Regions from separate parts of the Mus musculus genome. Here region 2 is linked to region 1. The links are chromatin loops, found by intact Hi-C in ENCODE. Cell type or tissue: gastrocnemius. All regions are shown on one strand. Links, peaks and the distances in the headings refer to the core of each region. The heading gives the core; the rest is flanking DNA.

The links. Peaks named below come from ENCODE experiments on the same cell type or tissue, not always from the same donor. Only the 100,000 strongest peaks of a DNase experiment are listed, where the experiment ranks them.
Region 2: a loop joins it to region 1, with 9 times the contacts of the local background. A loop is called at or near these places in 20 of 42 quality-filtered maps.

The regions. Positions count from the first base shown.
Region 1 is chr14:99,927,672-99,935,202 of GRCm38, forward strand. The region is part of intron 5 of Klf12 (Kruppel-like factor 12); the gene reads right to left. Among named protein-coding and RNA genes, the nearest start is that of Gm22970, 160 kb to the left of the region's middle. In gastrocnemius, for the core only: a CTCF peak has its summit at 4,409 (motif pointing right); a DNase peak (open chromatin) is centred at 4,411; H3K4me3 peaks cover 202 bases.
Region 2 is chr14:101,372,548-101,380,078 of GRCm38, forward strand. No RefSeq gene overlaps it. Among named protein-coding and RNA genes, the nearest start is that of Gm34361, 170 kb to the left of the region's middle. In gastrocnemius, for the core only: no CTCF peak of the experiment used is centred there; DNase peaks (open chromatin) are centred at 3,455 and 5,360.

The sequences.
Region 1 (7,531 bases), core at 1,664-6,663:
AGATGAGTCTGCTGACTTCCTCCTGAGAGCTGGAATTCTTCCCCTCACCAAAGACAGAAACTCCTTGAGGACCTCAAGCATTAGCACAAAACCTGCACACAGTAGGTGCTCAAAATATGCTAAGTCTCTAAATACCTAATTGTTTCAGCTGGGTAAATTTAAAAAGTCTTAAAAGATTCTGTTTCTTTTAAGATTACCATTCTAAGAGTAAAGATTGGTTTAGGCATGTAATTTAGTAATGGACTTGCAAACTGGTTAAATCATTCTGTTTTCAAGAAATGCAATATTCTTTCTCTCCCCTTTAAGTATTTATGACCCACTGTGTGCAGGTCTTATGCTAAGTACTGGAAACATGGTAGTCCAAGAGACCCACACATCCACTCTGTTCACGCACAGCTCACACTTACAAAGATGTGTGGTGTGGACTCAGAGAACCTAAGAACTCTGGATCTTCATCAGCAATGGGCTGTATGCTTTACTTAGGGAGAAGGGTTTTATCAGGGGAGACTATGTAAATGAGACAGAACTTGGGAGAACATGAATATTTAAATGGAAGGAGAGTTAATGAGAAAGAGGTTCAAAGAAATGTCAAGGCAGCTTAGTTATATGGGGACTGTCTTAGCTATGCCTTGGTTACAGCACTGCACTAAATAGTTGTGTATCTTTTTATAATGATCATCAAAATTTACTGACCATACTAAACACAGTTCCTAGGACATTTAGTGTCCCTAAGAACCACGAGACAATATAGTTAGGAAGCCCCATTTTATAGATTAAGAAGCCGAGGAACAGATATATTAAATAACTCGCCAAAGGTTAGAGTTAGGATATAAAAACTGAACCTCACAAGTCAGTAGACTGATCCCATAATCCTTACCTCATTTTGCCTCTTTTCATTTTAAAGATTAAGGTAATAACATCTTTCAAGGCATCTTCATAGAATGGCTATAAGCAATAATGAAGGTATTTATGCAACTGAAACTATGAAACATTAAAAAAATTAAAATATTATTGAAAAGTGGTTTTAATAGTGCCCACTATCTGTTCTTGGCAAAATCAGATATCACTGCTTTCTTTTGGGGCGATGTGGTAGAAATGAGGAGTGAGGACTGTGGGGCTCACTTCTCCCTCCCTCCAGGGGATGCATTATTAACCAGCAATATAACCAGGCACACCTGGGAGTAAATTATTGATTCCAGAACCCGCTGCCAATCCTGCATTAGATTTTTCTGTCACAGAGAATGCAAAAATCAGGCAAAAGTGATATTTCAATAATTGGTTTTCCCCAAACTGACAATTAAGAATTGACATTTTATTAATAAGCAGGGTAACAAACGTGCATGGTCCCAATCGGTTCACATCCTTAACTGAGTAAAAATTGTTATAGGCTAAATTTAATTTTGAGTCCCTCTGAAAGCTCAGAGAGAAGCCCTCTCCTTTCATGCGATGGTATCTGAAGATGAGATCTTCAGAAGACTAGGTTGAGAAGAGGCGTGGACTAAGGGTTAACATCCTTTCAAGTAAAGGAAGAAAGATTGCAGCTCCCCTTTGTTCTCTTCACTTGGGGAAATTACCAATAGAAAGTGGCCTGCTGCCCGCCACGAAGGAACTCATTCCTTGATTTGGACTCCCAGCCTCCAGACCTGGGAGAAGACAATCCCTGGGGTTTAAGGTGCCTGGTCTATAGGATTTGGCTATGGCTGGTGGAATTTTAATCTGCGGAGCTCCAGCATAAAAGATATTCTTGTTATACTTTCCTGCAGTGGAAATGGTTGTAAAGAGATTGCAGGTTTGCTTCAGCAGCAGATGGGACTTGAACTGGCCTCCCTTGAGTTCAAAGCCTGCTCTCCAACTTCCGTGTCGTTCAGTTGTTCTTCGTATGTATTCAAAACCGGGTCAGTTTTAAAGGAATTAAAATAATTACTGGAGAATACAATCTACGTTTATTGCTTTCAGAGGCCACATCTCCCTCTGTGGCCAATGATAACACTAGACTTTCTTGGGCAGCCACTTCCTGTAAACTGTCTTCAATGCTTTGGCCCTTTCAGTGCTTCAGGTTTGTGGGGACACGGCCTGCTGTGATCTTGCGCTCTAGCCTCTTAGTTCTTGGAACTATAAATGATTTAAGTCTTTACCCCAAAGATTGACACTCTTCTCGGTGCTGTTTAAAATTCTGTAGCTGTTGAATAAGCTAATAGACTAAAGAGCAAAGTTATCTAAGCGCCTGTTCAAGCTAAAATGGCATGCACATTATTCCTATTAAACCTTGGATCCAGCACTGAAGTTATGTTTCACATCCAGAGTTGCAATGTCTGAGGGTTATTTGTGCTTTGGAAAGGCATCACAGTAACAACTACAAGGTCAATTTTCAAATCCATTAATATAAGCCACAAATAAACCCGTTCAATGAATATACTCAAAGGACACAGATTTGTTTTGTTTTGTTTTGCTTTGTTTTTTTAAAGCCACACAACACTCATTCAGTGGGAGAACCTTCTGCGTCAGACTAATTACAATCACAAGGAGATAGGAAAAGCAAGCTTGTATTAATCAAGCCGGTTTTCCCTCTGCCATGGAGAACTGGCTGGCAGAGCAAAAGCAGAGAGATAGAGCTCCCTCGCAAGCCCACTGAGGAAACCCCGGATCCAGTGGAGAAAGGATGGTCTCCAAAGGCAGGTGGAGGCGAGGAGTGCAGTTAGAACATCTCGAGATAGTATGTGGCTCGTGGAAATGAGGAACAAAGAGAAATGTGGCAAAGTTTGTATTGTTAAAGCATTATAAAGAAGGTTTACTTAAGAGAAAAAAAAATGAAAAAGACAATGCCGCAGAGCCATGTTTTACCGACTTGCCTCATAAGGCTTATGAAGTCCTCTCCTACAAAGTCCCCTTCGTTCAGCATCGGATTATCCCTATAAATTAAATAGGCAAGAGCAGGAAGGACTCAATGTTGTCTCTGCATCTCTTAATTAGGGAGCGACAGAGCAGGTGTTGCGCGTGAGCTTCAGAACTACACGTCTGTTTCACACACACACACACACACACACACACACACACACACACACACACACACTTCAAAGGTTTTGTCCAGCACAGTAGTTACAAACAGGCAAGAAACAGAGACGATGGTTTGACGTTTAGAGATGGTTAACAGGAGGCAACCCCTCCCTGCTCCCCAGATCTGAGCTCTTCTGCTCTTCTTGAAGTATGCTTCAAGAGATGGGAAATGGTCACCAAAAAATGGAAAGAAAAAAAAAAATCACCATAGTTAGAAGAAAGATGTGCTGATCCTGAGTTTGATTTGTTCTGCAAACTTGGACAAATCTTTCAAAACTTCCTGAGCTTCCCACTAACAAGGCGAAAGTACCGAAACGGATATAGTGGCTTTAGTGATCAGTGTGGCCGGAGCCTGCTGTGGCATGTTCCGCTACTGAATGTGGCTGAAATTTAGGGTCCAGGAAGATGAGAAAGTTCACAGGAAGGAAAATGGGCAAGTGCTTGTGCATGATGCGCAGGGCCTCAAACATCTGGGAAAGGACTCGTGTGCAATGGTAAGGGCTCTGTGCATGATGCGCAGGGCTTCAAACATCTGGGAAAGGACTCGTGTGCAATGGTAAGGACTCTGGACTTCCAAATTCTTGCCAAAACAGCTAAGCTAGGAACCCAGGAGTAATTCCACTGGCCTTTGGCAGTGATCACTAGGCATGGTGAAAGACCCTCTATTGAGGGATGCCAGTGAGGAGCTTAAAGGAGTGCATCCAGCTAGGGATGGTGAGGGCATGCGGAAGGAGGAGGAGGCAAGAAACATGTAGCTCCGGGGTCAATCCAGGCATCTGGTATGCTCTTGGATGCAATTGCATCTTTCTCCAAAATGCTAGGATTATAGGCAGTTACCAGGTTTTTACATGATTCAGGTGAGGCTCAGGGTCCTCTCCTCTTGCCCGTCTTCCCAGGACTCCAACCACATAGCTTGCCCCTGCCTCCTGCCCTGTTTTAGGAAAAAAGTAAAATTGCACGAGCCACACAATTTGATGAGAAGTGGGGCATCCCTAGTGGAAATTTTAGGATAACATTGGAAAAAAGGTAGCCCAGAGTATGGAAAAGACATTACCCACTAGCTTGCAAATGGCTCACAAATGTGCTGTGGAGGACGAAGACTTTCAGAGAGTTAGAACTAACTGCAGGAACAGAAAGAAATAAGGCTGAAGAGAACAAAAATGAAACACACAAAAACAAAAACCCCGAGCCACTACAATCTTATTGAGCATTCAAGGCCCAGTTTTAATGGAGGCTAGAAGGCCAAATGAGTCCATTCCTGTTTAGAGGTGGAGATGATGTCCCTAGATTGCATTTTGGTTTTAGGATTGTATGACATCAACCATTTACAGCTCTCAGCGACACCCACTTCCACCTCTAGGTGGCAGCAACTCTCTTCTGTTCTGAACATGGTTTCCTCCGGCCTTTGTTTCTGTTCTCCATGGTAATTCCATACTTCCTTGTCTTTCACAAATAAATACCATGCAGGTTGGGGAAGATTACTGTAAATTACTTCCACCGAAGGACATCAGTCCACTCTTAAGTTAAGCTACAGGGCTTTGTAAACTTCACAAAATAATTCAGGTCTAAAAGTGAAAAATAACAGGAGTGAGTTTGCTTGTCTCTTGCATTCCCACATAAAGTAGTATTTTTCTTTACAGATGTTTAAGGAAATGATTAGAGGAATGGGCAAAACCTATGGAAATAAAGGGATTTTGCAAGAATATTAACATCACCCTATGGGTGAATAAAGTCATGGCTTTTTTTTTTTTTTCAGACTGTTAAGTAGATATTCTGATATATAAATGTTCTCCGTATTTTTGTAGCTCAGGAGAGCAGTTCCAGTGTCCACACAGTGACAAGGACACAGAGCACTGCTCTTCTGGGCAAACTGAAGCAAATTCTGCATCACTCCCTACAAGTTCCCTTTTCATCCAGCTGTGGCACAAACCCTTTCTAGAACATATATGTACTGATTGTATTGAACCACACCTTAAACCTCCCTATAGGCTCAGGATTCTACATTGTTTCGGAGACACCTGAAGCAAACTGTAGCCTCGTCAGGGTCTGTGATGAGTACTAGGCACGCCAACGAATCACCAGGGCGGTAGGAAGGAACCTTTTATAACGAAGACCAAATGGGATGGTTACTAAAGACCTAGGCTTATAAAGCGTTTTCCTTCAGGATGCCCCAGTGAGGAGTAGGATTTCCTAAGCACCTTGCTAAAACTGCAACAGTTTGGGCCTGACATTCTTCGATTGACGTGAGACAAATACAGTGATGCAGGAGTTCAAAGGCAGATGTACAACAGAACGCAAGCTTCTGGCCACACACTCTGGGCATCTCCCAGGAAGCTCTGCTGTCCTCTGCCCATTTTTAGTATCAACACAACGTGTGTTTTCCATATAGACAGGTTATTTTTGATTATGTGATTCAATGTCCGATGAGGATAGAGGGATGCGGTGGTTAGAATGAAACGTTGGGCACTCCGTGGGAAAGGCTCTGTGTGTTTTCTGCCTTAGCATCCTTGGGTTCTGGCTATTGAATAACAGGGTAGCACTCGAGAAAGTCACTTTCTCTAGCTACTGTTAAAAGTACATCTTGGTATCATCAGAAAGATGAGAAACTACAGCCTCCCAGGGAAATCATTCAAGGTTCCTAACTCTGACAGTTTCTTTCCCCCTTTGAACAGAAGAGAAAACTGAAGGTGGCCAGCCTGCGACGAGTGCTCTCCACGGCTTTGCCACTAAAGCCTCCTTGTCTTTCAGGAAACCACAACTCCGTTTCTTCCCTCTTCCTCTCCTTCTGAAATAGCCTTAGTCCTGTCAACACCCAGGCCCTTCCTCCTTAGCCCAGGGCTAGATACAGCCCAGTCTGAAGTCCATCATAAGGACCTGTCTTCCCTTACGCTGAGTGTGAGGGCCAGTGTTGGGCTGGGCTCCTCTGGGTCAGAGCTGCCTGCTAAGTCCTTCCGCTGCACCTGGCCTGTTGCTCTGAGTCAGGGGTTCTGCTTCTGCTTTATCTTCTTTTACACCCTATCCGCTTCTAGAGTCCCCATGTTCCTTGGTTTATGGCAGTCTGAGTCACTTAGTTGCCTTTACTTCTAACTGGAGACTCCCATCTGATAAAGGGCGCTTATTTAGGTGAATGGAAACTTAGAGACAACGGCTTCCCCCGAATATCCCGTGCATTCCAGCAGAATGGGCAGAGGATTCCAGCAGAATGGATAGAGAATTCTAGGAGAATGGACAAAGGATTCCAGGAGAATGGATAGAGGATTCCACAGAATGGATAGAGGATTCCAGGAGAATGGGCAGTGGGTTCCAGCAGAATGGATAGAGAATTCTAGGAGAATGGACAAAGGATTCCAGGAGAATGGATAGAGGATTCCAGGAGAATGGGCAGTGGATTCCAGCAGAGCAGGCAGCTAATTAGCTGTGAATATATATAGTGAGGACCAACGATACTGTGTTGTTGTAGATATTTTGATAAATACATCATCTATTGCCCTTTTTCAGATAGTAAAAGATACATATTATTAGGATGTTTTGCTATGCCAAGACATGTAATAGTTAGTTTTAGGTAAATAATCAAGAAACTTTATAAAGACCAGCGGTCAGATAAAACCGTCATTAATAATTTGAAAGTACTAAACGCTTGATTACTTGGCTGTCTTGTGTCCACAGAGACTCCTCTGTGCATGCGAAAACTGGGAGTGGGGGTAGATGTAGATCAGGACAAAATTATAGTCCATGGAACGTCCCTACTGGTAGGCCTTTTGGAGTTATTACTGCACGCACCGTTCCCAGCATCTTCATAGATATAGTGAGAGTTTTGATTGGCTTCCCATTGTAGTTGTTCTTCTCTCAAATACTTATATGGAACATAGCTCGTTCTCTTTCTCTCTGTCTGTCTGTCTGTCTGTCTGTCTGTCTGTCTCTGTCTGTCTGTCTCTCTCTTTCTCTCTCTCTCTCTCCCTCCCTCTCATTTGCAATGACCAAATTTATGGTAAAAGAGCAGGTATCTCAATCGTCTGTCATGGTGCACACCTGTAATACCAGGACTTGACCAGAGGAAGATATAGATTTCAGTGTAGCCTTAGCTACGTGAGATATATGCTAGCCTGGGCTACACAAGACCCCTCCTCACACCCCTAACCAAAAGAGCAGTCAATGGTACTGTTATATGGAACACATACATATTTTCATATTGGAACACACTATTTTCTGCAATGCATATATTAATAACTCCATTTGTTCAGATTTCATACAGTATCTTTTATTTTAAACTTTACTATCTGAGCAGGTTTCGAAGGGAAAGCAGCCTGACAGAGGATAAACATGTGATGTCATTTCAAATTCAGTAAGCAACAGGACTTGTAGGTAGCTTTTCTATGTGGAGTTTAAATACTCAATGCGGTATCAAATGTACCCCACAAATAACAATTATATGAAGAGTCAACAAACACTAGAACTAAGCAAATTATTTTAGAGCATA
Region 2 (7,531 bases), core at 878-5,877, 1.4 Mb after region 1:
TTTTGCAGACTAAATAGAATATTAATGGCCCTAATGATTTTTAAATACTATTTGCAAGGTTGTTTAAAATGTCTTGGCAACAATCAATAAGATAATGAACGTGAAAATACTGTGTACGTGGCAAAATGCTACCCAAGCATAAGTGAAAAGATTAAAATACTTTTTATAAAAAAATACCTTCGATGGAAGTTATTTGAAGGGATAGAATAGACAGTAAATAACCACAACTTATTCAAGTAGAGGATGCATTAAAAATAAATCCAGACTGCACAGATCCCTAGACCAACTCATAACAATAACTCATACAGTTTGTCGTTTTAAAACAAGAAGACATTATTTTACATAAACAGGGAAATAATCCAATGCAAGATATGTTGTTTTTTTTAAGCCTCCAGGATAAAAACCTGCTTTCATTGTTTTCTATTCTAAGAAGCTTAAATCAGAATAAAAAATATTGTCAGGAGAGCCTTGTATATAAACATAGCTTCAGAAGTCTGGGGCGTGTTACCACAGAACAAAGTATTAGCAACAAACATGATAGCAATGTGCAAGACAATACAACACTGAGAACATCCTATGCGACGCCTTCAAATGGCCTTATCTGCTGTCTCAGTCAGGGTTTCTATTCCTGCACAAACATCTTGACCAAGAAGCAAGTTGGGGAGGAAAGGGTTTATTCGGCTTACACTTCCATACTGTTGTTCATCACCAAAGGAAGTCAGGACTGGAACTCAAGCAGGTCAGGAAGCAGGAGCTGATGCAGAGGCCATGGAGGAATGTTCTTTACTGACTTGCTCAGCTTGCTCTCTAAGACTACCAGCCCAGGAATGGTCCCACCCACAAGGGCCCTTTCCCCACTTGATCAATAATTGAGAAAATGCCTTACAGTTGGATCTCATGGAGGCATTTCCTCAACTGTAGCTCCTTTCTCTGTGATAACTCCAGCTGTGTCAAGTTGACACAAAACTAGCCAGTACATCTGCGTAACTAGTTTTGCAAAAAATAAAAAATAAAATAAAAACTAAAAAATAAAAACCTTTAAGAGTCTACAGTGTTCAGTGTGTTTGAAAAACATAAGTTCATCGTCAGTTCGGGTAATTTCTAGATTTAGGAACCCAGGTGAAGAGCAGAATGGGTGGGACTTGGGAACGGGCGCCTTACATCTGTCTAGTTGGTATGAGTTGATGAAAAGGTGATTTGTTGGTTGTTACTTTATATGTGAAATGAAAAGGAATTTGGTTTGGCTACAGAAAAATCTGGGAAATGTCTACACTAAATAAAAGAAACCATACAAAGAAAAATGTAGAAAAAAAAATAAAACCAGCTAATTGCATTGTCCAAAAAAAAAAAAAAACTTGCATTTGTGAAGCCTGGTTTATATGGAAAAAAATGAATCTCTAATAAAAGAAACTTCTAAAACACAGAAGAGGATAAGAACGGCGAGCACAGGACAATTACTGTGGGCTTGTCTCCCCGCAGAGTTCCAGCCATCTACACATACCCTCTGAGAAATCTGTCCTGCCTGATCCCTGAACACCCGCTAAAAATAGCTTTATCACCTACCAGCCAGTTCCTGAAGTCTGTCACCCCAACTCTAGTCCTGCTGCTGACCAAGGAAGCCTTGATTTCAGAGCATCACACTAGAAGGTAGAAGCCCTTCAAACTGATTCTCAGGCTTGGAACTTCTGTGCATGGATGAGCCACACACAGAGATCTCTGGTCAAGAGAGAAAATAGGGCCTAAAAGTCAACTGCATGACACTCATCAAGCGTGCCCTGGGATTGAGTGCTTCAGAGAAGGAGGGGGGAGAGAGAGAGAGAAAGAGAGAGAGAGAGAGAGAGAGGGGGGGGGGGTGGGAAATAGGAAGAGAAGGAGAGAGGGGGAGAGATAAAGATAGGGATAGGGACAGAGACAGATAGAGAGACAGAGACAGACAGGCAGAGACATTGAGTGTCTTACAAAGCTGGTACCTACCACACTCCTCCATGCAGAGGTTGGTTTTCCTCTCGGAATCTCCATGAAGAACACCTGGGTGGAATTGTCACAAGGGCAGTCTATTGCATTCTGCCGGCTGGCAGTTTCTTCCTTAAGCCCAATTTCCTCCAGTCCTTTTCTCAGAGTGCCTCTTGACTCAAGTGACATGGCAAGACACAAACAGCTCAGTCTCCACCTACAACCCAGAGGGCAAGAACAAACTGCATCCCTTTTCTTTGCCTGAATAAAAATATCTAGAGGACCTCGGGGAAAAATAGGGCAATGGATATATGTGAAGAAAACTTCCAAAAATAAAACCTTTGTCGTAGGTCTAAGGCAGGTTCTGGGTGGGGCATTCCTAGGTCCAGCATCACATGTCGCCATGGGAGGAGTGTCTGGCTGCTAACAACAGTTTGAGATAAAAGTCTGTGCGAGACAGTGAAGTAGGCCTAGACTGTGAGACACCTACGACTATTTTCACCCAGGGTTGTATGCGTTAAACAGCCCTGCTCCTCCAACTTTCCACACTGTATTTTATAATAACAACTTTTGAACTATATAACTTTCATATATACATTCTGCTAGCTTAAAGCCCCTTTTAGGTGTGAAATGGAGAATTTTATAAGCACTTTGCTAAAGGTCTGAATCCTGAGATATACTAGGGGGAATGGCTTGCTTATTGGTTGTGCTTTCTGCCTGTTAGCAGCTTCTGATAGCAGGTACGCTCTTTAAAACATTTTTTCCATAGATATTCTCTTGGGATTCCCATAGGAACCTATGCATGGGAAAATACCACAGAGAGGAAGGCTTTGGGAAGGGGTGACTCCTTTCAGCTCTTCCCCAAATTCCTCTCCATGACTTCTGACTGAAACTGAATCTGATCTGGCATTTCCCCAACACTTAGGGTGATTTTCTTTTTTGGTATAGGAAAGCAAACAAGCAAACAAACAAAAGATTCAATTAGATATGACAAAGCAATCAGCTTTCTCCAGCCTGGGAAATTAAAGCACTGTCATTCTGCGTGCCGGTCTATGACAGAGCCCAGCAAGGGCTGATAAGAATGTGTCCACAGTGCTTACTTCAAGACGGTGAGACATTGATAGGGAACAAGAAAGCACAGGAAAGGGAAGATGAGAGAAGCCAGGGGGGATGGAGAGGAGGAAGGGAGGGGTGAAGGAGAAAAGGAGAGAGGTGGGGCTAGAGAATCTGAATCGCCTGTGAGAGCCCAGTCAGCCCACACTAGCATAGAATTTACCCAGTTTAAAATGTGGTTTGGAAATAGATATCAGAGTTAAGTAAGACATCAAAAGAATGACCACAGAGTGTCTGACAGCACAGTGACATCGGAAAGACAGCCAGGCAGGTTCCTAGCCCTTCAGAGAAGTGCGATCTTTTTTTTTTTTCCAAGTGATAATGAATTGGCTGAACATCCATCCATTTCTGATGCTCTCTCTGTATGCCAAGACCCTGCTTGTTTAAGCGAGAATGGATGTGGGAGGAGGCTTCTCAACAGGAGAAGCAAAGCTCAGGCCAAGGCCATGAAGGAGCCCCTGAGCAGATCATCCTAGAGCCTCCCTGGGTTTCTCCTCAGCAGCACAGTGCAAGCTGCCTGCAGCTCAATGCTCTCCCACGTGTGAAACAGCCCGATCTCCCAACAGAGCGAGACCCACTTGATGGATGGTGTCAGAGGGCTAAGGTGGAAGTGGATTTTGATTGCTTTGATTGTGAGAATCCAGGCATTTAAAATGCACGAGACGGCTTAACTCTTTATCTATTGGTGCTATAATAAATGGGACAGCCAAGGAACATTTCTGTATGTTCCGCAATGCAGGACAGAAGATTACATCAGTGTTTTTTGTCCAGCGTGTCTCAGGTGGAGTGATGAGATGTATAGTCTTCAAAACTAGCTTATTACATGAATAATACATGCATATATTTCAGCAAAAAATATTCAAACACTACAGATAATACAACGAAGTGAGTTCATGATTTTACCTTTTACACACTCCCACTGTTCTTTCTGCAGGCAACCAAACTTCAGGTATTGTGATTTTAGTCATTTTCCTGTATATTAAATGAACCACCGATTTTTTTTCCCAAATGTGAGTTTCAGTTTTACATATTGCTTTTCTTTTTCTGCTTAACTTCACATCCCTGAGGGACCCACTCCCTGCCAGGACACAGAGCTCTGCTTTCCTCTTTCGTATCTACAGAGTTAGTGTGGTTGATGTAGAACATCATACTTGGGCTTTTGAGGCTTAAAGGGAGTTTGAAAGGTTATGCAACACTGGCCAGGTTTTGCTGTAACTTAAAAAAAAAAAGTGGTAGCTTGCAAGTGCATGCTTAAGTTGTTAGTCATGGAAAAGCCACTTAACAACATAAATGACACCATCAGGGGGAGCAGGCTAGCATGCTCTCTACCTTGGAATCTAGCAAATGTTCTAGATAAGTCTTGGTTCTCTGTCTTTGTGCTACCTACTTTAAACTGGCCATGGTCAGATAACATCCAAAACTGACTATGTTTTATATGAAACCTGTGACTCTGTAGGTTTTTAACTCCATAGAGGAATGTTGGGAAGGGAAATGAAAATAGGAAACAGGTCAGCGGGCTGGTTGAAGTGTTCTCTGTATTTGCTTCTTTGCATCAATCCTGAAGGGCTGGGCAGTATCTTGCTAAACTCCGGTATTGACTGGATAATGTTTTTATTCTCCCCTGTGAATGGTTACTGTCTGACTTTTAGCCAATGGAATTTCTGATTACCAGTGTTTGGTTACGGTGCCGATAAACAGGCATCATTGGGAGGTTTCTACAATCTTTTTTTTTAAGAAAATAAAATGAGCCAAAAGTTTAGAGGCAGGGGGAAAATACTATCATAGTATGCTGATCTCGAGAGTTTAAACTTTTAAGACAAAGTGTATCCTATTTACTCCCCAGGAGCTAAAAACATGTCGTTTTATGTCAGTTTGTAATGAATTAGCACAACTCTTTGATCAATGACATCAAAGACTATCAGCAGCACCAATAATACAGATGTTAAAAATTTTTTTCATTGATTAAATGCCTGAAATCAATCAACCTTTTGCCATCCTCTTTCCCCCTCCCTTGCTCCTGCAGAAGTGAGATGATTCAAGTGAGTTTGAATCTGGATCCACGTAGCCTCCCAAGAAGGAGGATGGGGGAAAATGGGATCAACTAGACAGTCCACTCATTATCAGCGACTGCAACTGAACCCACCAAGACCTCATGTAGTTCAAGTTCCCTCCTCCAGGAAATATCAAAACCCAAGTGGTCCTCACACACTGAAACAGAGGAATTTCTAGCTGTGTTTCCCGTGACCACCATGGCTCCCCTGTATCCTCGCAGCCGACACAGCCCAGGTTGGTACAGCCCAGACTGGTGCCGCATCCTCGCAGCCGACATAGCCAAGGCTAATGCCCTTGTTCCGTTTGTTCAAGTAACTTTTCCAGGGCTCTGCTGTCAGGCGAATTATCTCAGAAACAAGCAATTATAACCACATTCACAGCTCCCTAAAAGGGTGAGTGCATTCTAATAACAATTTCTCATGAAAGAAATACAGTAATTGAAGGATTGGCAAGGATATCGCAACAGACCAAGACCTCTGGAAGATTCCCCCGCCCCTTCTCCTCGCTCTCCAAATTCAGAGAGGAGAGAGAGAGAGAGAGAGAGAGAGAGAGAGAGAGAGAGAGAGAGAGAGAGAGAGAGAGAGAGAGAGAGAGAGACTCTGCACTTTCTTCCCATTGGAGAAATTGTCCCTTTCCATCCAAATCTACTAAATATATTCTGCAAGGGAAGAACATATAGCCGCAGTAACAATAAGGAGTTTGGCATTCTGGGTTCTGGCCACGCTGAAGTCTTCAATATCGATGTGTTCATCTCTTGCTTATATTTTGTTGAACATAATCACAATGTAAAATATTTGCAGAGTGTTCTCCCTGAGGTAACACATGGAGAGGTGCTTTAGAAAGGCAGATTATCCTGCTGACCTAAGGTAAATTTCATCCTTTGGGGAATTAATTCGCATCTTTATCAGTATAGCATAGTACAGCTCAAATCAAGCATGGCGAGGCTTTGAGGCAACCAAACTATCCTGTATTCACTGCTAGATACGGTGCTCTGAATGAGTAGAACAGCCTCTCAGATCTCAATCTCCAGTGACTATAATACAGCAGCCCACAGTTGCAGCCTAGAGTCGCACGCTAACACGCATGCCCTCGATGCTTGCCCTCAATGCTTTACCTGCCCACAGCGATTTTTCTAAGACTGGGTGGTGAATTCTTTGGCATTAAGCACTTATCTCTGCATCCCCCACAACACAGAATAAAAGGCTTTCTCCATCCTCCTAGTCAGTAGCTAGTTGTTGGATTGATTAACCATCATTCTGAATAGTTTTTCAGATACTGGACCTCTGAAGTGACAAATAAACACACACTTTGAGCCAAGTAGTGAAAACCTTGTCAGACATTTTACCCAAAGGAAAGAAAGTTTTGCTTATTTGTGTTTATTTATATATTTCCTTTCGGACAAAGTAAACGTGGACCAGACGCGACACTACTCATATCGGTTTGTATATACGCATGCCTGCACACGGATTGGGGCTTTGAGACCACTCATTCCATTTGGTTCTGGAAACAAGGAAAGTAAACCATTGTAGGAGAGATAGAAAATGTCTAACCTTGCTTTGTTTTTCATGCATCCTACCAGAGCATTAGAACAGAGGGGAGACAAAAGGTAATTGAGCTGGGATCCGGGGAAAGCATTTTCTAAGTGAATAAAAGGCCACTGTGATGAGTTCAGCGGCAGAGGGAGTTCCCAGGCACATCTCCCGAGACTCTGGAGTCAACCGAAACACAAAGGCTTTCTTTCTCAAAAAATGCAGGGAATGCTAGCTTTAATATTTGCCTCTTGCCTGCGCTGGTGACACCGGTTTGGACCTCAGAACCCCACCAATGGGTGGCAAAGCTGGACTGGACGGATGGCTGAGCGGAAGCGGAGCGCCATCTACTGGCGACTGGAACAAAGAACGTCCTTTAGTCTCCCGCTCTGTTCCTGGGAGCAGTCCTGCTTCATTTATAGCCCTACAGCTCCAAAAAGAAATGACAAATTGCACGAGCTTCTTACCCCTCCATTAGCTCTCCTTCCCCAGTTAACCTTAAGGAGAATACACAAAGGAAAGAAACTGTAAACATTCTGGGAAAAGAACGCAGTAGTAGGGGGCGGGTGGAGTAGCCTGGGAACCTACTTGGATTTAGCTATTTGGTAAGGCTCAAGCAGGGCACTTCTCTATGCCCTCAGCTCCTCTGACTAAGGTTGCTAAATGCCAAGAGGCTCATAGAGTGACCTGAAACAAAGGCAGAGGGGTCTGGACACCCCCATCTCCCGGGACTACCCACCACACCTCCATTCCACTGTAGAGACTCTGCAGGAAGGGCTGGTTTTCCGCTGTGGTTTCCCCCTAGCCAGCAGCATAGAATCATTTGGTGGTCCCTCACCTTACCGTCCTCGTGCTTTCTGAGGAGAATTGGGACCTTTTTACCT